3 separate regions of the Mus musculus genome follow, and all the other regions are linked to region 1. A link is a loop called in an ENCODE intact Hi-C map of the cell type or tissue named here. Cell type or tissue: left cerebral cortex. All regions are shown on one strand.

Region 1 (8,000 bases):
AAAGCAAAGCCGATTGGTGACAGGCCCCGCCTCCGCCCGCCGCCCCGCCCCGCTGCTGCTTTGCATCAGAAAGCCTTGCGCCCCGGGCAGCCTCCGCCCTCAGCCCCAGCTTGGGGCTGGACCCCAGCCTCCAGCCTCACCTCCTGCCGGCCTCTCTGCTTGCCCTCCCCGCCCCAGAGGGGGGGTGGGAGGCCTTGAGATTGTCCCCGGTACCCCAAGGACGCCGAGGTTACGGGAAGTTTGGGGACTCGGGTAAGGGTGGTCCTCACCCGGGGTTGGGGGCTGGGGACGCATCTTCTACTTTTACGACCGGGCCCTGGCGGAGGGCACTTTCAAAGAGACACGGGATTTGCGTTTTATGACCGTGCTCATAAAAAAGTGGCCCCTCGGCTTGTAAAGCTGCCCGCATCTTCCCGAAGCCGGGGGTTTGCTGCCCGGGGCGCGGAGCTCGGACTCCGGGGAGGGGCTGCCTTTGAAATTTCAAAAGGGCCGAGTGCAGGGGAGGGGGAGGGGACTTGGGAAGCCGGAGTTTAGGGCCTCTTCTGCAAGGTCTACTCAAAGAAAGAAGGGAGGGGGCGGGGAGGAGACTTTCCGGGCCGCTGACACCCCGCACCCCGAGAAGAGGGGCTTGGCTTGAATCGTGGTGACCCTTGCCCCGCCAAGGCCACCGTGTTGGGGACCATCGCGCCAAGCCGGCTGGTGGTTTCTCCAAGCGGCTGAGTTTATTTATTATAGGAAGTTGTGTATTTATATTATTTGGCGAAAGATGTGCTCGGCCTGCGTCCTCCTGGGAGGCGGAGGCTGAGCCCCGGCCTACACGCGCACGGCTGGTTCCCACGCAGAGTGGTGGGGCCTCTCCGTGCCTTGCTATGCTGGCTCCTGCCCCTTGGTTGGTTTTGGGCTAATCTGTGATAAGGACACAGAGCTTCAACCTCCTTCCCCCGCACAGGGAGTGAGTGCACCATGGGAGCCCACCGCAGTCCTTAGATGTCCGAGAGATCTGGGGTGCGGCACCTGTCGCGGACTCTTGGCTTTGGATAAACAGCCCTCAGGGCGGTGGCCCACTCTCTCCTTAGACCCCACCCCACCCCCATTCAGGTCTGCGTTTTAAGTGTCTGGGAAACTACCAGGACCTCCAGTGCGGACTCCCCCAACTGCATAGGTGCAGCTAAGTCCCCTGCTCATCTTTCGGCCAGTCAGTCTTGCGCACCCCAGGGCCGAGTTGGGTGCACAGATGCCTGGAAGCCTTCAGTGGCTCCAGCCAAGCCAGGAACGAGGCTACCCAGGACCCCTCCTCCCCGCCCTGCCTTGCGCTTCCTGCAGAGGATCGACTTCTAATTAAAACAAGGCTTCAGCGTCCCATCTGCAGGGAGTTCTTCCTCTTTACCCCCCTTTCATTTGTCAGACATAGCGGACAGACCTGAGGCTGGGACACTCCCAGGACCTGCTGAGTCCTGGGGGTGGGGGGCGGAGGGGTGTGCACAGGCTCATGCCTCACCTTTAGATCCCCTGGTCCCCTCTGCCTTTCACGGGAGGAAGTTGGATCCGTGGAAACAGCGGTCCGGAAGACTGAGGTTAACACAGTCAGAATCACCACCCACCACCGTGTTAGTGACCCAAGAAAAACCTGCGGTGTGGTGAACGCTTGCGGCTTGGATAAGGATGGTTTACTTAGATATTTATAGTTTAGTACGCTGTTTCCAAAACCTTTTAAGTCAGGTAAGATTCTTGGGCTATCGCTTAGCTTTAAGACAGACTAGTTTGCAAGGGGTCCTTCCTGACACTTTTGCCTTCCGTTTTCTCTCTCTCTCTCTTCTAATTCCACACTCCCCCCCCCGCCCCTTGGGGCGTGGGGGGCGTGGAAGTAGCCTGGGTGAGCTCAGCTCCGGAGCAGGGTGTGAGCTATTTGAGACTGCCCCACGTAATTGGTCTTTTATGCTCTGGTTACTTCTACAGTGTTCCGACCTTTTATTTTAGCTATGATCACTTCACGTTCCTTTCTTCTCTCCCCCAACCCCCGGGACTCCCTTAAAATATATTAAGAGAAGAAAAAGCTAACAGAATTTCTTCCATCTGCCCAACCTAGTATAGAAAAAGAAAGGAAAGCAACAAATAGACATTAGTATCTAAAAATAAGGGCCCCGAGATAGCGAGAGTGGAAGGCAACGCTAATAAATGAAAGGACCCCTTTGATGGCTCCAGCTGAAAAGATATTTTATTTTTCTCTCTCCTGTGTGTGGGATTTGAGACGAGTGACTCCAGAGCAGCCGGGTCCCCTGCTGCTCAGCCCTGGCTCGGAAACCGGCCCCCCTCTGGCAAGCGTTATGGAGAGCTGGGAGGAATTTTATGGCTGTCTCTCTCCCCTCGGCTCTTTTTTTTCTTTTGTCTTCTTTGAAGAACGACTTTAGACATTTTATTTACATATTTAACCAGGGATAAAAGAGGGAAGAGAAAGCTTTGGGGTGGGGTGGGGGGGACTGGCCTGGGAATAGAGCTATGTTTAAATTAATGGAAATCTTATTAGGTTTCTCAAAATTTGAGCAAGGGTTTCTAATGAAACTTGATAATTAAACATGATTTTAAATAGCATCCTAGAGCAAAGGGTACTTTGGACCCCAAATCTCCTAATATATCTATCTACGTGAGATTTCAAAATACTGTCTGTAGATATTAGCGTAGAGTTCTTGCAAATGTCTACCAAGGAGAGTGCAAGGTATTCTGGAAGGAATACTCTTTAAGAGTCAGATGGTGTCTTGAGTTAAATAATTTTGGAGGTGGTGGGGAGTTGAAAGGAAGGCCCTGTTTAATTGGTAAAGTCAGAAGTTAAAAAAAAAAAGAAAAGATTCTCTGCCATGGGTCTCAGTGGTAATCAAAGCTGCATCCTTCCTCAGTATGGGTGAAGGAACCATAAAGTCTTGAGAGGGGTTTCTGAAATAGGATTAGAGAGAACCCAAATAATCTCTTTAAGATAAAAAAAAAAGTACTTCGTCTCCTACAATAAAGAAAAATTAAGCCAGAAGCTTAGCCTGTTACAAGCTAATTGCAAGAGTAAACATGTGGGGTATGGGCAGAGATTATAGAAAGACATGAACATCCTGTCTCCCAGCCTGAAGATGAACCAGGGAGCTGGCTCCTTAACGTTTGTCTTGGTAGCTTCAAGGCCATTTCTAGAACTTTCCTATTTGCGGATCCAGTTGGAAAGCTCTTAAGATCTCTGTTTGCATTTTCCAAACTGTTCCTTACAGTAAGGAAAGTGGTCTGCTTACTGGTAATGGTCTCTTTAAAAGGCACACATTGAGAATTCAGTTTTCCAACCCACTAGGCTTGGTTCCACGACTGCCTCACAATCCCCCCCCCCCTTTCGGAGGAGATATATTAAAGTCATCCAAAGTGATGTTTAGTTAACACACACAAACATATGCTCCAAGCATAAAACACACACACCTCATACCACAAAGCAGTGTAGGTTGCCCCAAACTTAAGAACAAGTTTTAATTACACTTCAGCACATGTAAGATACGGGGTGGTTGGGGGTGGTGAGGCGCAGAGAGAAAAGGCCCTTGGCCCTCTGCGTTATAAAATGCATGAAGGAGTGTCCGGGCCGCGGCAGAACAATTTAGGCCGCTATTTTAAGGCCACTTCCCTTGAAATGTGGATTGAAATATTACCAGAGGTTCGCGGGGCGCTTTCGTGTGAATTGCAAATCAAGCATCGCTTTAATCCTCTTTCAAGGCCGGGCCTTGGATCGCTGGCGTCGCGCGGCTCCCCACTGCTTCTGGCGCAGAAGGGACCATTCAAGGGGGCAGCTCCCCTCCTCTGTTCCCACACTCCAAAAAACAACACCGCAGACAGACACCCTCCAACTAAATTAGATTAAACTCCTACTCTTCCACAGCGCATTAGCCTTTTTACAGCCCAGGCTTCTGCTGATCGCTCCTCCCTGTTTAAAGACACAGCACAGCTTTTTCCGTCTCTGCTACCTCCACACAAATGTGTCGGGGTGGGGATGGGGAGGGCAGTGGGGAATAATCTTTAAAAAGGTGTAAAGTGCACCAGGCTAAGTGACTTCGGATTGCTGGAGATACCTCTGTTTAAAACACGGGCAGACCCACGTGTGCCCCCTCCAGGGCTTTCAGGAACCCCCCATGTGAGCAGCATTTAAACCCTAGTATATAGAGTTTAATTTAAAAAAATAAAATAAACGAATAAATAAATAAATAAACAAACAAGTAAATAAAATTTACAGAATTACCTCACAAAATGAAGCAGGCAAACGTGATTCTGTTTTGCATTAGTGTCCCAGAGGACACCGGAAGACAGTTTGCTGAAATTAACAGCCACTTCTACAGTTATTCCATGGGCTCATGCGACTGAGGCCTCTGCCCCTCAGCTGCTAGGCCAGTGCCTTTCTTTGTCCACCACCCCAGCTACCGCTGCTTCTTTCAGCTTTATTCATTTCTTCAGTACCTGGGTTTTCCTAGTCTGGAAACTGGTCCGTCATCCTCCCTGACACAGTAAACGGGGGAGGGGGGGGGGGAACTTGGACACAAAGCTGGGGCAACCTTAAGCTCTACCTACCATCACTGGGTCTGAAAATCCCTCTACCACTTTCTAGAGCATTGGTTCTCAACTTGTGGATTGAGACCCCCCCCCCCCTTAAGGCCCAAGGGTCCTTTCCTAGAGGTTGAGTATCAGCTATCCCACATAGAAGATATTGATGTTACAATTCATAACAGTAACAAAATTACAGTTATGAAGTAGCAACAAAATAATTTTATGGGGCGAAGGTCACCACAGCATGTATTTACAGGGTTGCAGCATTAGCAAGGTTGAGAACCGCTGGTCTAGAGCCACCTGACTAGGGCTGAGCTATTCCGGATTCTGGGCTTTGGTTTTCTTACCTGAAAAATAAGATCCAATCTAGTAAGGCCAGGCACAAGGCTGTTTCCAAGATGACAGTTTGTGAAGCACAGTAAATATAACCCGGGCATCATCCTGGTTGATGGTTATTGTTAACTCTCTAGGCCCCAGGACCATGTAGGAGACGCTCCTCAGGCCGCTGCTGTTGTGCGGGAGTTTTCACATTAGGTTAATTGAAGTTGGAAGACTCACCCTAGCTGTGAGCAGCACCATCCATAGGACTGAAGAAAAAAGGAGAAAGTGAGCCAAACACCAGCATTCATCTCTCTCTCTGCTCCCTGCCCTGAAGCAAGATGCAACGTGAGCAGCTACCTCACAAACGGGTTACTGTGGCTCCCCACCATGAAGGGCTGTGCCCTTCAACCGTGAGCCGAAATAAGCCCTTACATAGTTGCTTCTTGTTGGTTAGTCTGTCACAGCAAACTAATAGTAAGACAGAATCCCAGAAATCCATCATTTAAAAGCCAACGTGAGTCACTTGGACAGCGAGCCTTTGGTACATCCGGCTACTTACTGAGCTCCTGGGACAAACTAAGATACTTGATTGTACAGGAACTGCTGAAGCAAGATGAGGAAGGAGCCTCTTCATTTCACAGATGGGAAACTGAGTCCCGAGAGTCACGTTATAGCTGTGATCTGAGAAGCCCCATCTGGTTCAGGGGTCCTGGGTGACATCTGCCTCGGAACAGCATGCACCCAGGAAATGTCAGCAGCCAGCTGGGGTTTCCAGGAACAGACCCTGTGGAGCTGTCATCGTTCCTCCTGGACGGAGAAGCATCTGTGTTCTACAGTCTCTTAAGAGGGCTGTTCAAAGTCAGAGATTGAAGGGGAGAGATGTTTATTTATGACCTCAGCTGTGGCATCTTAGGCTGGTTACTTAACCTCTCTGATCTGATTTCTGTTCCCTCTGCATTAAAATGAAGGTAATAACGTCAATTTTATTTATTTATTTTTTAAGACTTGGGATGGAGTGAATATCAGACAGCTACAAGGAAGGATTTAGAAGCAGGCCACTTGGCCACTTGGGATTTACTAGCCAGCAGACTCCCTGGCTAGTTGAGTGTGTGAGTGTTTGCCTGTAACTGTACCTGTACACATGCCTACTTGGTGGCCTAGGAGGCCAGAAGAAGGTGGTCAGATCTCCTGGAACTGGAGTTATAGGCGGTTGTGGGCCACCATCTGGGTCCTGGGATACTGAACCTGTGTCCTCTGCAAGAGCAGCAAGTGTTCTTAACGACTGAGCCATTTCTTCGGCCCTCTTTCTTCAATTCTCCATTGTCCTGCTAGAAGGCAGAATGACTTCGTCGACAACCTCATGCAGGAGTGGAACCAATCTCCTTCCCCGTGGGTGGCTGGGCATGTAGCTTCCTCTTTCTGTCTTGAGTGTTGCCAAGGAAAAGGGGCTGCAGATCTCCCCTGGATTGCAGAGTGGGAGACAAAGCAAGGGCCCCAGAAGAGCTCTCTGGATGCTCCTGGCTACTGAATCAACCGCAGAGCGCCCTCTGGGGCTGGGGTCTGACACTGTTACCCCTCCTGGCCTTATGGACGCAGATCCAGCTCAGCCTCACAATGAATTCAATGGTTCCTGAAAGCTTGTGCTCGGCCTGCCCACCTTCATCCACAGGGCAACATGGGAGCCAGACTTCTCTCTGTGGTATAAGGTAAGGTAGAGATACCCTCCAAGGCCTGGTCTTGCACCCAAGGCTGCTGGCTCGTCCCTCTATCTGCAGACCCTTGGGACCCACAGCCTCACCCTTTGTCACATTCTCGGGGTAACCCATTGGCTTGCTGATGGGTCATTCTCTGTTCTTCTCAGGGATGGGGGGGGGTGCGGGCGGGCAGGAAGGATCCCGGGAAGATGCTTGAGGAAAGAAAGCTCTGTAGTCTCACACTACGGCCTCCAGAAGGAGGTAGAGGGTGGGCCTAGGCATGTCAGCATGGAGAACAGCCGAGTGGATCTTCCATGCTGGGAGAATGGGGAAAGTGGAAAGATCCAAGGGGCTAAAGGAGATGGATGGAGGTAGCTGCATCCTAGGCAGGGCAGTTAGGAACAGCATCGGAGCCAAAGAGAGCATCATGTGAGAGAGAACCACACGGACTTGGGAAAAAGAGTCAGCCTGCTGGTCAGGGCTTCGTCTAGAGCAGCGGTTCTCGACCTTCCGAATGCTGTGGCCCTTTAAAACAGTTGTGACTTGGCTACTGTTTTGAATGATAATGGAAACATCTGATGGGCAGGATAGCTGATACAGGACCCCCTGGAGGTGTCACGACCCACAGGTTGAGAACGACTGGTCTAGAGCCCAGCAGTGTCTGGGTGGTCAAAGAAATCAGACTGGAAACGAATCAAGGAAAGAGTGAATCCCAACAGGCCGCAGAGCAGAGGCCGTTTGCGGATTCTGGCTTACTTTGTCATCCGTGGCTGGGATAAGCACGGCGACCAAAAGCAACCTGGGGAAGAAAACAGGTTTCTTTCATCTTACAGCCTGTCATGAAGGGAAGGCAGGAACCTGAAGGCAGGGATTGAAACAGAGACCGTGAAGAAATAATGCTTGCTAGCTTGAACCCCACGCCCTGCTCAATTTGCTCCCTGCATCTCCCACCCAGACAGGGTTTCTCTATGTAGCCCTGGCTGTCCAGGAAGCCTTTGCAGATCAGGCTGGCCTCGAACTCATGGAGATCTGCCTGCCTCTACCTCCCCGAGTGCTGAGACCAAAGGTATGTGCCACCTCGCCCAGATCTGGCTAGGGATAACACTGCCTACAAAGGGCTGGGCCCTCCCACATCAATCATGAAGAAAACGCTCCCTAGACGATGGTCCAATGTGATGGGGGCATCTTTTCAAGGAAGTGTCACTCTTCCTAGATGACCCTAGCTTGTATCTAATTGACAAAAATCCAAACAGCACAGGAGAGAGACTCTTAGGCCTCATTGGCAGGTTTGGTGGGCCTGTGATGACTTTCTGAGTGAAAGGCAGAGCTCTCCAGGCTCTGGAGTGATGTATACTTCTACCTGGCTCCAGTCTTTCCAAATCAATGGCTGCTAAATCATGCCTGGGTCGGAGTAGGGGTGACAGAGGAAGA
Region 2 (8,000 bases), 62 kb before region 1:
GAGGACAGTCATTGTGACCATGCAGAGCATGGCAGTTTTGACAGAGACAGAAAGAATAGATGAAAGGGTGGTGAGATGGTGTGTGTGTGTGTGTGTGTATGTGTGTGTGTGTGAAGGCAGCCAGCAGCATGCATGAACCCCTACATTCTGTTTGCCCTTCATCAGTCCATAGATCCCTCTGGTGCCTTTACATTTTTGTTTTTTTGGGTTTTTTTTTTCAAATAGCAGTCAACACATAGCGGTCAGCATGGGGGCACAAACAGCTCTTTGAGGCTCCGCTTTCAGTTCTTTCCGGAAGGTGACTCACAGCACAAACCCCAGGTTGTTTGGTGGCTGCCGTCGTCCTGATTGATTTTTATTGTCAACTTGATACAACCCAGAGTCACCTGTGAAGAGAGAACCCCAGTTGAAGAATTGCCTTCTTCAGACTGGTCTGTGGACATGTCATGGGGGGAGGGCGGGGGGACATTTCTTGATTGGCAATTGATGGAGGAGGGCCCAGCCACTGTGGGCTGGACCACACATAAGCAAGTGGTCCTAGGCTGTATAGAAAAGCTAGCTGAGGTTGGGCAGGAAAGCCAGCCATGTTGGGTCGGAAAGTGAGCCAATAAAAAGCCCTGATTTCCCTCAGAGATGAAATGTGGTGACATAAAAGAAAGAGTGAACAAGCCATCCCTTTCCTCCCTCCAGTTGCTTCTCGTACACACATCCACATATGTCTGTGACTGCCCATGGAGGTCAGAGGGCAATCTTGGGTGTCATTTCTCAGGTTCTGCCCACCTTAGTTTTGTTTATTCTGAGACACGGTTGACCCAGCTCTCCCTCAGATCTCTGGCTCTAAGCTGCCATTGAGAGGCCCTCCCTTTCCAGAGCTTCTGACCAGACCCACAAGCAGGAATCCAGAAGAGAAACCTGTGGCTAGGGAGGCCAGCAGACTCCCCCAGTGTGACTGGTGTCTCTTAAGCAAGCTGTCGGGAGCCCTAAAATGGTCTGCCGTACAAGGTGACTTTCACCCCCACCCCCACACAAATGGCTCCGTTAGCAAGGTATTTTATTCTCTTTGTTAGAAAATCCTCAAGGTGAGTTGTCAAGCTATGGCCTATTCTTGAATTCCATCATTTGAGGGGTTGGGGGTCAAGAGCAGGCTTTAAGTATGCAGGATTGCTGTACTTCAGCTGGTCTGGTTTCTGGAACTTCATCTTGGAAGTCCTGCAATGCTGAGGTTTTGTCTTCTATTGTTCACTGTAATGTTAAGTGTTGGCCTCTAGGATTTGGAGACTGTAGGTAGCCTGAGAGACCCTGTCCCCAGTTAATTCTCATTGGTAAATTAAGATGCCAGGAGCCAATAGTTGGGGAGAAGAGAGCTGCCAAGGGCTAGGGGGTCATAAAAACTGAGGCCATGTGGACTGACCCACTAAAGTTAAAAACAGCCCAAATGGAACACAAAAATTAAATAGTAACCCCGAGTTATCAGTAGAAAAGTGGATTCTAACAACATGGAAGGTAGGCAGGTGCCCAGCTATGGTACTGCCTAAGATATATTTAAAATTATAAGGCTGCGTTGAGTCTTTCATCTGGGAACATAAATGGTGTAAGGTGGGAAGGAACCCCACGCCAGGATTTTAAAAATATTTTATACTCCACCCGCAGACTTTGGTCTCCGCTACAATACAAAGCAATTTCTAGCATAATTGTGGTGCTATGCCCCCCCCCCCCGACACCCAGGCATTTCCCATAAAGTGACCATCATAGTAACAGGAAGCCAGACATCTGTGAGTCAAAGATGAGCAATCTTGCAGAAGCGCAGGGTTCAGGTGAGGGTGTGATGTAAGGTACAGCACATTCTATCCCTGATGAGCTGCTCTGGTTCACTCACAGTCGCTATTGCTCTGGGGTCGCCCCATCTGTATCCCTGGATCCCAGGGAAGCAAAGGGAGGCAAACCGACCTCATCAATTCCCATTTGCCCCAGTCAGGGATGGGCTGATTTGGGCTGCGGGATCGCCAGTTGTTCTTGGCGTGATAACAGGGTACGGTATGGGTGGAGGAATCCCTCCACGCTCCACATCTTAGGCGGCAAGTGATCTTAAAATTAATTCTCCCAGAGATGTACCACACGGTGGGTGTTGTTCAGAGGCTCATGCCAGAAAAGGAAGAAGAAAATAGTGTTTCCAAAGCTGGAGTTTTAAAGGGTTCTGACAGAACAAGGTAGCACCCCACTGTTGCTATTTCTTTCTTTGTATTTAAAAAAAGAGAGAGAAAAAAAATGTTTCTCCTGACTTTAAAAGTAGCTACTGCTTTTTTTTTTTTTTTTTAGAGAGAGAAAAAAAAAAATCAAAGCCCTACCAACCATTTCCTTTTGAACAATGGAGAAGGGGCTCCCCCCAACCTCCATACAGGCACCGGGCTTGTGTGGAATATAGTCTGTGGGCCTTACACAATTCTCAGCAGGTGCAGGCTATTTTTACTGCAGGACACCTAAGCAGGCTTCCTGAGCCGGCAGAGAGGAGAGAGGCCAGCCTCCCACCACTGACCCTAGTTGGTGGCTCCTGGAGGGGACTCAGTCGGTAGCACCTCTGCCTTTGTTCTACAAGAATGCCTGTGGGAGTCCTGTTTCTGAGTCTTCCCCATGTGTGGGGACCCTGCTGTTCAGTCCACAGGCAGACTCGGCACCCAGCAAGGCATTAGGCTTGCCATTCTACATGGAGGGGGAGTTGCCCTTGAAGGTATCTTCCTGCCCACTGCAGGTCTCCAAGGTTGGCAGAGGTGACTTCCCTACTACAGATGAAGGGTCCTTTGATATGTTTGTGTCTGACTGCTCTTCATCTCTTGTCCCTGTCACAAGGACTGTTTTTTTTTTCCTATTCTTTACTTACTAATAAGTGACTATAGTTTTAATGATAGCAGGTCATAGTCAGAGCTGAAGGTGGCTTCAGAGAAGATGCTCAGCACGGCAGCTGTGAAAGATCCCACACTAGCATGCAGGGCACCATCACCCAGAACGCTCTCTGTAAGGATGCAGTCTTCTGTGCAATGAGCTTGCTGGTCCTATCTCTGGAATGGGCTGTGGAGTCTCGCCTGATGTCAGCATCCTGCACAAGTTGCTGACTGTGCCTCGTTGGCAAGTGTGCGAGGTCACAGGTATTTTCCCCGAAGCAAGCAGAGCCAGAAGGGTCAGGGTATCGACCCTGTTGGGTGATACGTCTCGAATGTTCTCAATGATTTTCTAGCCTTTCACCTCAGCACTCTCCATCTGTTCAGCCCAATCAGAGCTTTCAATCACCAACAGTAAAGAACGGAATAGGTCCTCTGGGCTGCAGGGACTCCTTTCCACAAGCTGCATAAAGCAATGATCTAAATGAGGTCCCTGAGCCAGTGCCTCTCTGTTGCTCACAAGCTAGAGGAAGACTGAGCAGTGTGTGTGTGTGTGGGGGGGGGGGGTTGCAAGACAGTCATCAGAGTGATCCCTCCCCCATCAGAGCAGCTTGGGGGGGCATATAGGCAAGGAATCAGGAGGGGTAGACTCTCCAGTGTCTCCCCTCTAATCATGTTAATGCATGTTTGTTGGCATACACAGACACACACACACACATTGAGACATAATCTCTTACTGTCTTAGCTATTATTCTATTGCCATGGAGAGACACCATAACCAAGGCAATTTATAAAAGAAAGTATGTAATTGGGGGCTTGTTTATAGTTTCAGAAGGTTAGTCCGTGGCCATCACAATGGAGGAGTATGGCAGCAGGCATGCAGGCAGGATGCTGGAGCAGTGGCTAAGAGCTCACATCTGATTCATAGGCAGAGAGACAGAGAGAACAAAAGTGGACCTAGCATGTGCTTTTAAAATGTCAAAGAATACCTCCTGTGACACACCTCCTCCTAAAAGACCATACTTGCTCCAACAAGGCCACACCTCCTAATCCTTCCCAAACAGTTCCACTAACTGGGGACCAAACATTCAAATATATGAGCCTTTGGTGACCATTCTCATTCAAACTACCGTATTTACATACATCTACATGCTAACACACACTGATACATGCATACATGCTCACTCATATAGATCTGCACGCTTAGACACTTTCTGATATGTATTTATGCCCACATAAGTATATATAGTGAAATATCCTTACACACAGTGTCTTAGAGTCTGTATTCCTGCACAAACATCATGACTACGAAGCAAGTTGGGGAAGAAAGGGTTTATTCAGCTTGCATTTCCACACTGCTGTTCATCAACAAAGGAAGTCAAGGCAAGGACCCACAAAGGGTAGGAACTTGGAGGCAGGAGTGGATGCAGAAGCCATGGAGTAATGCTACTTACTGGCCTGTTCATCTTGCTTTCTTATAGAACCCAGGAAGGACAACCAGCCCAGGGATGGCTCCACCCACAATCAGCCCTCCCAACCTTGATCACTAACTGAGAAAATGCCTTACAGCTGGATCTCATGGAGGCATTTCCTCAAGGGAGACTCCTATCTCCTTAATAACTCCAGCTTCTGTCAAGTTGACACACAAAACCAGCCAGTACATACATGTACATGAATCCTCACATGTGTGCACACCTGTGTATACAAGTGATCACATTCATACATCTCTCCTTTTACACTCTATGCATACATCTATACACATGCACACAAAAGACACACTGTCATCAACACACAAGTACATGTTCATGCACACACATGAGACCACATAGTCACACACATAATTTCCCCCATCTATTCATGGACATGTGTGTGCATTCCTACACACATGGGCCCATGTGTACACTATCATGTGCACAGACATGACCCACTCTCATTCACACACCCTCACTAACAGGTGCTTGTACATGCACCCATTCGAACTTTGGCCATTCACCCTCGAGGAACATGTTACATGTCTCTGAGTCTGACTTAAGGGTTCTTGCTCCCTACTTTAGCTATTCCAGGGGGAACAGTCTCGACCATCCTCCCTCCAGAACATATTGCATGTCTCTGATGCTTCCTACTTCTTCCATTCCTGGGTGAGTTATAGCCGCAGCGACTTATGGGAATAAAGTTTTGTCCTATAAGATCTGCTTTTTGTTTAGGGTCTGCTTTCCACTGTGGCTCTGCGGGACATGGAGCTGAGATGACCTGATCCTGGTAAGAAGGGAGCTTTGCTCTCCTGCTCTCCTGTGATGGGTTCACCCAGATTTCCAACAGAGACTGAAAGGCAGCCACAAAGAGGACTAAATACTAAAGTTCTCCGCTGACCACCGTTTCCTTATAGCCTCGTCTTCTTCGCCACCCCACCCTCAAATCTCAGAATAATGTTTTTCTCCTGGAGTTTCGATTCCTACGACAGTTTAGGAGGGACACTGCAAGCAGCCACACCATCCTGCACAGCTTCAGCCCCGGCCTCCCCGTGGAATTTCCATGGTGTTTTCGTTCTCTTTATGCTGTGTGAAAGGAGCAGGGCTCTGGGCGCAGATGGTGCCCCTCCAGCGCCGGTAAGTAATTATCGCTGACGCGGTGGCTCTGATAATGTTCTGAGGGCTGCCTTGGGCACTGTTGCTCTGGCTTTTGTTCTGACTAAGTCACTTTCTTTCCTCCTTTGGAAATGACGATGAACAACAATATCTAGGGAGTGGAGGCAGGGGAATACTGACAAGCGAGAAACCTTTAAAACGCCTCTCTAAAGAGGCACTGGGGAGACTAAGGGAGACTCCGCAGCTCTGGGCTGTGCCGGGGCTTCAAGGGAACCAATTTAGCGAACACCAGGATTTCTGTGCTCGGACAGAGGGACCGGCTCTCTGGGATGGGCAAGCCTTCTGAGTCATGAAGGACCTGAGGGCTGCTCTGTCCCATTGGCGAGACCAAAAGCTGACCCTTCAGAGGGAGTGGATGGATGCATGGAGACAGAATTTGCGGGACGTGACATCTCAACTGTTGCTGCTGTGACAGCAGGCACATGATCTGCACAAGATCATGAAGCCCCACCCCTACCCAAGGAGAGACTGACAATTGATGGTCTGGGGGAGAGTCAATTCTCTCTCTCTCTCTCTCTCTCTCTCTCTCTCTCTCTCTCTCTCCAGGGATATGGCCAACAAGAATTTGTCTACCCACACTCCAGTAGGCAGCCCTACACCCATGCACAAACAGCAATAAGTAGATTCAGAGTGTCTTTTAAAAAGCTTTAAAAAGTTTTTTAAAAAGTTGGGAAGAGGTCAGTCGGCCGAGTATAGGAGAGAAGTTGTTGTAAGAGAAGCTGCAAGAAGGATGGAGGAAGAAGAAGCTGCTGGGGAAGAGAGCTGTAAGGGAAAAAGCTCGAAGTAAAGAAGTTACTGCGTGAACCCGCCTTGGTGTCCACGTCGTTCCTGTCTCCGCCGGGTCAGAGACCGCGGAGACCGCGGCACTACCATCCATTTGGCTATCAGGTAAAACTTTTAAAAATATATTTACTTTTATGTATGTGTGTCTGTGTGTACAAGTGCCATGTGTGTGTAGGTGCTCGCAGAGGCCCGGTGCTGAAGTTAGAGGCAGCTCTGAGTTGTCCTACATGGGTGCTGGGGATTGAACACAGGTTCTTTGAACAGCAGCAAACCTCCCTCAATTTCCGAGCCATCTCTTCAGCCAAAAACTTTTGCAATATATTCTTAGCAGATCCAAAAGCTAAGAGTCATCAGATACCATCAGATACCATCTGAGATGGCTCAGGTCTCCTTGCTTCAATCTGTAATCCACTGTTCTATGGAAGATTTTTTTCCTGGGGAGACCAACACACTCAAACATGTCTATTCACCCCAGATTGGGAACCTACAACAGACCAAAGTACGACAGCATCAAAGTTCAACTTGACAAACCAACGAGTTGTATTGGGGTTACTTCTAGGAGTGAGTGAGGGGTTACTTACAGAAGTAAAAACAGTTCTATGACAGCTACATCACCAAAGCCTACCTCAGCGTGAGTGATGACTCAAAAAAGCTGGAAACTTGGAGCATAGTACACACACAGGTTGGAGGCAGCTCAACAGATTAGAGAGTGTCCTTTCCTGATGGCTTGGTTGGTCTGAGCCTCTTCCAAGCACCTCAGCTGATCCAAGTTTCTTCTCATCCAGGTACCTAGTCTTGTCTCAAAAGTAATCTTTGCAGCTTGGCTTATCTGAGAGGCACTCTGAGCAGTCTTTTCTGTTTAGACATTCTTAAGGAAGGAGAAGCCTAGTAAATCTCATTAGTTTCAGGGACTTCCTGAAGCTATTTCAAGTTGTATACTTCCTGTTTTTAGGAGCTTCCCTGAAGAATGAAATGTTTCAATCATGGAGGAAACCACAACCCAGCACCTGCCTACCTGATATTTCTCTCAGAGTGACTGTTCTATAGATACAGCATCACCAAGGTACTGTATAAAAGGAAGCATTTAACTGGGGGCTTGCTTACAGTTCTAGAGGGTTAGTCCATGACCATCATGGTGAAGAATGTGGCAATATACAGGCAGGCATGGTGCTAGAGCTGTAGATGAGAACTTATATCCTATCCTGCAGGCAGGAGGCAGAGAGGCTGGGTCTGGCATGGGCTTTTGAAACCTCAAAACCCACTCCCCAGTGGCAGACCTTCTCCCACAAGGCCACACCCAATAATCCTTCCTAAACAGTTCCACCAAGTTGAGACCAAGCATTGAACCTCTGGGGTTCCCATTCTCATCCAAACCATCACAGTGGAACTGAAAAGGGACTTGATCTATTGCTTTCTTCCATTACTACAGAAACATCGTGACACTGTGGTGACACTGGAACATGGTATTTGGGGTACCCTGAATCTATGTTCCTAGGCCACCACCATTCCGATTCCACTCCAGAATGAGCTATCTCCTATTCTTTTTTGGAGAGAACTATGTGGGGGTTCTGTTTGTGTGTCAGCAATACCTCCATTTGTGCTGGATCAGAAAAAAAATTCCCCGTGGGGTTTTCCCTGCGCTCTTGGGTACTACGCAAGGACCCGCTCGAGTTGCTGTTCCTTCTTCCTCTCTGGCTTC
Region 3 (8,000 bases), 74 kb after region 1:
GTGCAGGAGCTGGGCACTAGTTTTGCTGGGAGACAGCAGCCTTTGCAGAAAAGATGGGTTTTGTTCCAAACTAGTAGGTAAACTTGAAAGTTGAACGCATGCATCGTGAACCCCGTGTACATGTATATGTGTCTCTGTGGTGCATGCATGTGCACACATGTGTATATGCAAACATATGTGTGATATGTATGTAGTGTGCCTGCATGTGGCATGTTTATGTGTGTGCATGTGTATATTTATGCAAATGTGTATCTGTGTGTGGTATGGCTATGCTTGTTCATGCGTGAGTGTGTGTGTGTGTATGTGTGTAAATGTACCTGTGTATGTATGTAGTGTGTCTGCATGTGGTATGTTTATATGTTTGCATGTATGTTTTATGCAAATGTGTGTGGCATGGGTGTGTTTGTTTATGTGTGTGTGTAAATGTATCTGTGTATGTATGTAGTGTGTCTGCATGTGGTGTTTATATGTTTGCACGTGTGTATTTATGCAATTGTGTGTGTGTGTGTGTTGTGTATGGTTTATGTTGTTATAATTCCTTGCCTGAGGGAGACATGAATAGCTAATGTCTCCTCCTCCTTCTAAGGTGCTAACAAACAGGTGTGATTCCATCAAAGTTCGTTCTGGGTTATCAGTACATCAATTAGGCTTATGTACAGAGTAGTGGGTGAAGGATTACAGGGAGGAGCATGGATGACCTTAAAGGGGCCACATTGAAAGACCCTCACCCAGCAGAGGTGACTCCCCCAGGGTTGTGTCGATGGATCTTCCCTGGCCTCTAGCCCCTCTTCCAAGACCATGTGCAATTAAAGCAGAACTGTAGACCGCTGGTTGGGAGGAAAGGCTGAATATCCAGGTGAGGCCCTGTCATCTTCCCTGTCCCTCATTCTATGACGGAAGGCCAAAGTCAACAGGCCCAGCTCTAATGTTCTTTTGCAAGATGGGGGCAGGTTGGCTCAATGGACAGTCCTGTACAATAATGTGTGGGGGTATGTGGTTGTGGTGTGTGTGTGCTTATGTGTAGTGTGTTTGTTTTTGTGGTGTATATGTGTGCAATGTATACAAGTTGTGTCTGTGTGTCGTGTGAGTGTGGACTTGTATGTGAAGACAGAAGTATCTGCAGTATCTGGGATTTCTCTGCAACACGTTGGTTCCTCCTGTAAGTCCGGAGTGTATATCAGAACAAAATACTTAAAACAGCCTTTAGTTTCATGAACTAAATATCGCCTTGTGCCGACTGCCTTTGTGCCGGTGATCTCCAGCCTCGAGGTGGGAGGGACCCTGGGAGAGGAGGCTTGGGGGTGGGGGGAGGGGCGATGGGTAGCCGGGTAGAAGGCTCGTGCTAGGGTTGGACTGGCAGTTTGGTGGCCTGTGTTCCCAGAGAGATCATCGGGGCCCATCAGCACCCCTGTCTGTCGGTGAAAGGAGAGCAGCTCTAGCCTCAAAGAAAGGCCACCGCTGCCCGCTAAAGCCTCTGGGACTGAAGTTCAAAGCCACTGCCCTCCAGTTCTGCTGGAGTGGCTGTTTAGCTGGGGATTTAGGGGATTGCTCAGTCCTTGTGGAAGGCGGTGGCTACGCCGGCCTCAGGTGCAAAGACGCCTTTGATAAGCTCCAGCTCTTTAGGGGCCCAAACAAAGCGAGGACAGGCCAGCTGGGCCGCCCAGGAGGGGGCCCCGCTGTTGATCCTTCTTTCTAGTCTTAGGAAAACAAATACTTGATATTCCAAAGGCTGAGTAAACTCATTAGAGGGATCTTGGGCTTCCTGCCTTCGTCCTCTCCACCTCTGGACACATGGGGGCCAGCTCTGTAGCAGGGGGAGGAGCTTAAGGCACTGCCCTCTTATGCTGGGTCCCAGCTCTGCGCCTTCAACTCCTGCCACAGGACGCTGAGGCTGCAATTTCCCCACCCCATCTTGCTTGGCCTGAATTGGCACGCTGCTTCCTGAATTTCTGCCCACGCCAGCACAGGGCAGAGCTGACAGCTACAGTACCAGTGGGCAGACCGTCTCCCGGAAAAAATGGAAAAGCTAGCGCCTGGCAGATTTAGCTACTCCTCTCTTCCCCAGGCCTGGCCTCCCAGGTCCACAAGAGACCATTCTTTTGTGCTAGGCATCTTGCAGTATCTCCTAAGGACAGTAGCACTTTAGATCCGGGTCCACTCTTGCAGGCTCATTAGCAATTGGCTACTTCTTCAAAGACCCTATGCCCAAATGCTGCCAGGGTAGGGGTGCCGGGATAAGGCTTTAGGTGGAGCTGGGAGCAATTTTGCCACGAGGAGAAGTTTCATCAGAGCTCACGAGGGTACAGGGGATGCTTCTGGGAGAAGTTAGGTATAAGGAATACAGATTTGGACCCGTGCAGACTCCAGCTGACTGGAGCACTGACCAAGGCTTGGAGGGAGTAGGAGAATTGCGGCAGAGCACTGGTCCATGGGATGGGGCAGCCACCTCTACAGAAGACACCTCTGATCAGTCGCTGCTTGCCCCCAGGACAAGTTCATCTTGCTGGAGACAAGACGTTCCATGGTCAGGAAGATGGTGTGGGTGTGGGCAGAATCCATCAGTCTCGAAACGTTGACAACTCAGTTTATAAACTATCAGTGGACCATACAAGACATGTCTATAGAGCAGGTGTGTCTCTCAGCCCAGGTTGCAACATGTGGGCTCAGCAGAATTTAAACAGGAAGTGTCAGGGCCGAGGACCTGAGGAGGAGAGGGGTTCCTACCAGGGTGTCATTCCTCTGAGCACACATGGAGCAAATATTATCTGTCCTATGAGATGCTACACATGTGTACACACCTCTTAGGTATGTGAGCATGCATGTGTGTATTTATGCATGCGTCTATGTACATCAGACACATACGCATGCATGTGCACATGAGTATGTGTCTGTGGACATGCATGCATATGCTTATGTGAGCATGTGTGTGACAGTGTAAGTTTGCTTGCACATATACAGAACTGTATAGCATGATCATGTGTGTATTCTTTTATTTTTTTATTTTTTATGTGCATTGTGCTTGTCTGTATGTCTGTATGTCTGTCTGGGTGAGGGTGTCAAATCCCCTGGAACTAGAGTTGCATACAGTTGTGAGCTGTCATGTGGGTGCTGGGAATTAAACAGGGTTCCTCTGGAAGAGCAGCCAGCGCTCTTAGCCTCTGAGTCATCTCTCCAGCCCCACGTATATGTTCTTATGTGTATGTGTGCATGTGTGTGCGTGCATATACCCCATGCACATATGATTGTGTGCTTGTGTGTATATGCATACATGCAATTATACATGCTTGTTCATACTTATGGTGTGCATGCACAGATACAAGCTAATACGTCTGTGTGTGCATACACATATGCAAAGATGTGTGCTATAGGCAGGTTTGTGCTGTGTATGTATGTATGTATGTATGTACACGTGTGTGCGTATATGCTTGTAGCTGCTCCTGAACTGGTACACAGAGCACCTCCGGTCAATTTGCTAAATTTGGGTTGTGGGAAGAGTGTGGAAAAGCACTGGTTTCTGCTTTAATAGCCAAATTTTCCTGTGGTATCAGGGTCTTAAGTTCCCTTTAAACAGTGTGACTGCTGCCCCCTTGTGGCATCTTGTGGACACTGCAGAAAAACCCGGTAATGGTCTCCAGGTGTCTGATGGGGGAAGGTAGCAATAGGGTTGAACTCCCTCAGTAAAGAAGCACCAATGCCCAATTGTTTGCATTTTATGGATCTCAGGTTCAGGGGCAAGCAACAGAGTATGCGGCTAGTCTTCACACAGGGAGGTAACTTTTCTCAGAGTGGATTTTGTGTGGCCTCTGTGCTGAGAGTGTCAGGACAACTGCCCACAGTCTCACTGATAATGCAACCCCTTCAGCTCCCAGCAGGCAGTGTGGGTCAGGGAGACCATGGGGTGGCTGGCATAGCACGAGCATGGGGCAGGGGGTGGGGATTCTAGGAAAGGAGTGACTTAACTGTAAGTTTTCAAGAGAATATGTGTATAACTGTCAGCTGTCATACATCTATCTATCTTTTTTGAGACAGGGTTTCTCTGTGTAGCCTTGGCTGTCCTGGAACTCTGTAGACCAGGCTGGCCTCGAATTCAGAAATCCACCTGCCTTTGCCTCCCAAGTCCTGGAATTAAAGGCGTATGCCTTCTCTACCTGGCTAGCTTCAATTCTTTATTATCAATTTATAATCTATCATCTGTTATCTATCCTTTAATCATCTCTTACCTATTTTTATATAGCTTCAATTCTTTATCTATTATCAATCTATAATCTAACATTTATCATCAATTATCTATTACCTATCTATATCTATATAGCTTCAATTCTTTATCTATTATCTATCTATAATCTGTCATCTATTTATATATCTATCATTTATATAGCTTCTATTCTTTATTATTTATCTATTTATCATCTATCTATCATCTATTATCTATCTATCTTCATCATCTGCTCTCTCTCTCTCTCTCTCTCTCATACACACACACACACCACTGTAGACTAAGCTACACACACAGACACACAGAGACATTTGACTGGAGCAGACAATGACTGGTCTGAGAACGAGACACACAATTATGATCATTACAAACTCTGCCGAAGGCATTCAGTTCTCATAGACTGTTCTCATGGTCTATTTTTGCTGTACAGTGGAATCCATAGGCAGACTCAGGTCCCAGCTGGCCAGGCAGTGTGGATTTGCTGATGAGCCAGCCAGTGTCCTTCTAACATGACTGTGGGTTCATCTCATGTAAGTAAAACTGTTATCTATCACATGGGGAGGTGTGCTTCAGGTCTTTCACCTCCTGGAGAAAGACTCCCAAAGTTCAGGAGTGCGGATGGTGAGCCTTCTCTAGGCAGCTAACCCTCTCCTCTGGGGTCACCCTCAGGTGGAAATGTGGGCCCAGGTATTTGTTTGATTGCCCTTTCTTCTTGCTTGCTGCTCTGGTGTCCCTTCCAGTTAGTCCAGGCCCTGCCTCTCTGTGAGTTCACAGTAAGCTGACCCAAGTAGGTCTCCCTCCTCCTGGGGCTCTGAGTGAGTCCATACTGAAATGATCTGGGCAGATGCTCTCAGTTAAGTTTACAGGAGAGAGAGAGAGAGAGAGAGAGAGAGAGAGAGAGAGACAGAGAGACAGAGAGACAGAGAGACAGAGAGAGACAGAGAGACAGAGAGAGACAGAGAGAGAGAGAATTTGTATAGGCATATGTGTACGTATATGCATGTGTGTGCCTTTGTGTGTATAAGTGTGTCTGTGTGTGCGAGCATTGCATGTGTATGTGAGTTTGTGTTACATGTGTATGTATATGGTATGTGTGTGTGCTGTGTATGCATGTGTGTACTGTATATGCATGTGGTATGTGTGTATGTGTGTGTGTGTTTGTGTGCGAGCTATATACTTGCTTTCACCCTCTCCTCACATAGCTGAAATCCTCAGTCAGGTGCTCCTTTGCTTCCGAGTGGGTCCTCAGAGTGACTGACGTGGCGCCTGTGCCATCCTCCATGTCTTCTAGCATCTGTTCCCAGAGATCTGGACCCGTCAGCTCGACATTTCATTTCTGTTCTAGACAAATGCCTCTTTGTCAGTCAGTCATACTCCTGCCTCAGGACACTCTCACGGACCGCATGGGTGTGTGTGCTTTGCCTTCTGTTGCAGCCATTATCCCAGTCATCTCCCCAGCAGCTGATGAGCCCATCCTTGTGACCCGAGTCTCCTGTACCCCATCCTTTGCAGGTCATCCAGGCTCTGGGATTCCCCCCTGGGGCAGGGAGTAGGCAGTGGTGCCCTCTACTGCATGTGTGGCAAGGGTTAATGATAGCTGTCCTGCAGGCTGTCATGCTAGCTATTAAGTCCCATTCCCATATGGGGAATCCGAGACACCTGAGCTACCCGGTGTCTTTGAATGCCTCTCGTCCCATAGACTCATATTAAGCTGTTAATATTTCTAAGTGTGCTGCGATGCTGAGATGAAAGACGAGTTCTTGAGCAGGCTTGTTATTACCTGGATTCCTGCTTCCCACTGAGCATGCACTAGTGATTCTCTGGGCCAGTGGGGCAGGGGCACGGAGGCCCCACGTGAAGGCTGGCTTGCACTAGTGATTCTCTGGGCCAGTGGGGGCAGAGGCATGGAGGCCCCGCGTGAAGGCTGGCTTATCCTTCTGATCCTAGCCAGAGTCACCTCACTCCATGTCTCATGCCCAGCATTAACACTCTTCTGAGAGCATGGCGGAGTCTGGGCAGCTCTCGAGCCATTCGCCAGTTCACAGGGTCCATCATCTTCTTTCATTGCTAAGACATTAGACTAAAATTCAGACGCATTTATGCAAAAGTTATGTCTATTAAAAGCTCCACATGAGGGAGGACCTGATGAGGGCAGAAAAACTGTGATCAGAATATAGTGTATGAAAAAAATTTATTTTCGATAGAAAAGGAAACAAAAACATTCTGCACAATGATGAAACAATGAGAAATTAACATACAGCAGCCACATCACCTGGGAGGGGGTTTGCTGTTTTCTCTCCTGCTGGCTGTGCCAGGGCTGCCAACCTGTGGCCCACGGCAGACACAGGCGCTGGCTTGAGAGACTGCACAGAAGTCAGCTGTGACTTGAGTCTCTGCAGGGAGTGGCTCTAGCGTTTGAGCCTTGATTCCTCAACTGGACGTGGCCGCTTTGCAACGTTTCCTGGCTGAAGCACCTGTTTGAGCCACTTGTAAAAAGGGACACATCTCCTAGCTGGTGATCTAGGGAGGGAAAGACAGCAGAAAAGAATCTGCTTTAAGCAAAGCCACACAGAATCAAAGCACGTTTCTGTTGGGAGTTAGTAGCCAGGACTGGCACACTGGTGGTGAGTCTTGCTTGTGGGGTTCGGGGGACTCTGACCCAAAAGGCTAGAGGAGAGTGGTTGGGTAGAATCCTGCCTCCAGATATCCTCCCCCTGACCTCAAGGAGCCCTTTGCATCTCCCAAAGAAACTGAGCTGCCAAAAAGGTCTTGTCAATGTAGGGAGCCACAGGGGATCAGTCCTTGACTGGCAGTCAGAGAGGGCATGCGGTGGCCTCTTAGGTGAGCAGGTAACTGAAAACTGTCATGTTGTTGGTGACTGTTCAGGACATGTGACATTCACTCACCTCCTTCCCATTTAGCAGCAGCAAAAGCCCAGGATAACGGATGGATCTTTTTTTTTTTTTTTTCCTTTGATGGCTTCCTTTCTGAGCCAACTGTACTTTACGTGGAAAAGCTGAGCCCTACCGAGCTCTGCCAGCCTGGGCGGGTCCTACTCACAGTGTGGGGAATTTCACACAGACACAGAACAGAGGAGCAACTTCAAGGCTTCATGGCCCATCCGATTTCCATCATACAGGTCCCCAGGGGGGAGTACATCGACAGCTTCTCGTGAATCACTCGAAAAGAATCTCTTAGAATTAATACCCACATTCGCCCCGGCATCTTCTGAGCACGGCATCTTCTGAGCACGAACCGGGTCTATGGCTTAAGGCTGTTTAAAAGAACATCCAGAATAGCCTGGATGCTTTTGGTTGGAGAAGGATGGAGGGGATTGCCAGCCATGTGTGTTCTCAGAGGTTGGCCATGGAGACAGTCATGGACAGAGACTGGAAGGGGGCAGCAGAGACTCGGGGAAATGTCTGTCCACCTGGCCGCTGTCACTATGCAGACCACAAGAGAGGCTCTGACCACGTAGGGTACTGATTCGCTTGAGAGAGTGTGTGGGTTGTGTAGGGGGTTGGTGCAGAGAGATTCTCTTTTCTCATTGCCACTTGACTTGGGGAGGCTTGTCAGTCCATTCTGTTCCTATAGCGGAATACACAGGACTGTGCAGCTTACAGAGAGTTGTGGTCCGGGCATTGGGGGATTTTCCCCTGTTGCATTGAGTCTGTGGGGGGAAGGGTGATGGCTCAGCATTTTGTGGCAAGGGTGACACCACAGCCACGAAGCAAAGAGAGAAAGAAGAAAAGTGGGGGTGGGGGTGGTACACACGTGTGATCCC

What was found. Peaks named below come from ENCODE experiments on the same cell type or tissue, not always from the same donor. Only the 100,000 strongest peaks of a DNase experiment are listed, where the experiment ranks them.
Region 2: a loop joins it to region 1, with 3 times the contacts of the local background. A loop is called at or near these places in 2 of 42 quality-filtered maps.
Region 3: it touches region 1 in a loop (2.5-fold over the local background); 5 of 42 quality-filtered maps call a loop at or near these places.

What each region holds. Positions count from the first base shown.
Region 1 is chr5:128,592,789-128,600,788 of GRCm38, reverse strand. Fzd10os (frizzled class receptor 10, opposite strand) reads left to right here and starts at 102. Exons shown (of 6, transcript NR_015517.2): 1 at 102-252; 2 at 5,025-6,581. In left cerebral cortex, no CTCF peak of the experiment used is centred here; DNase peaks (open chromatin) are centred at 1,495, 2,052, 2,253, 3,769 and 3 more places; H3K4me3 peaks cover 2,896 bases; H3K27ac peaks cover 913 bases.
Region 2 is chr5:128,654,423-128,662,422 of GRCm38, reverse strand. It overlaps Gm33931 (a long non-coding RNA gene), which reads left to right and starts at 5,668. Exons shown (of 3, transcript XR_377092.4): 1 at 5,668-6,406; 2 at 7,254-7,364. In left cerebral cortex, no CTCF peak of the experiment used is centred here; DNase peaks (open chromatin) are centred at 2,509, 3,049, 5,465, 5,620 and 3 more places.
Region 3 is chr5:128,518,456-128,526,455 of GRCm38, reverse strand. No RefSeq gene overlaps it. Among named protein-coding and RNA genes, the nearest start is that of Gm38612, 48 kb to the left of the region's middle. In left cerebral cortex, a CTCF peak has its summit at 3,578 (motif pointing left); DNase peaks (open chromatin) are centred at 1,974 and 3,582.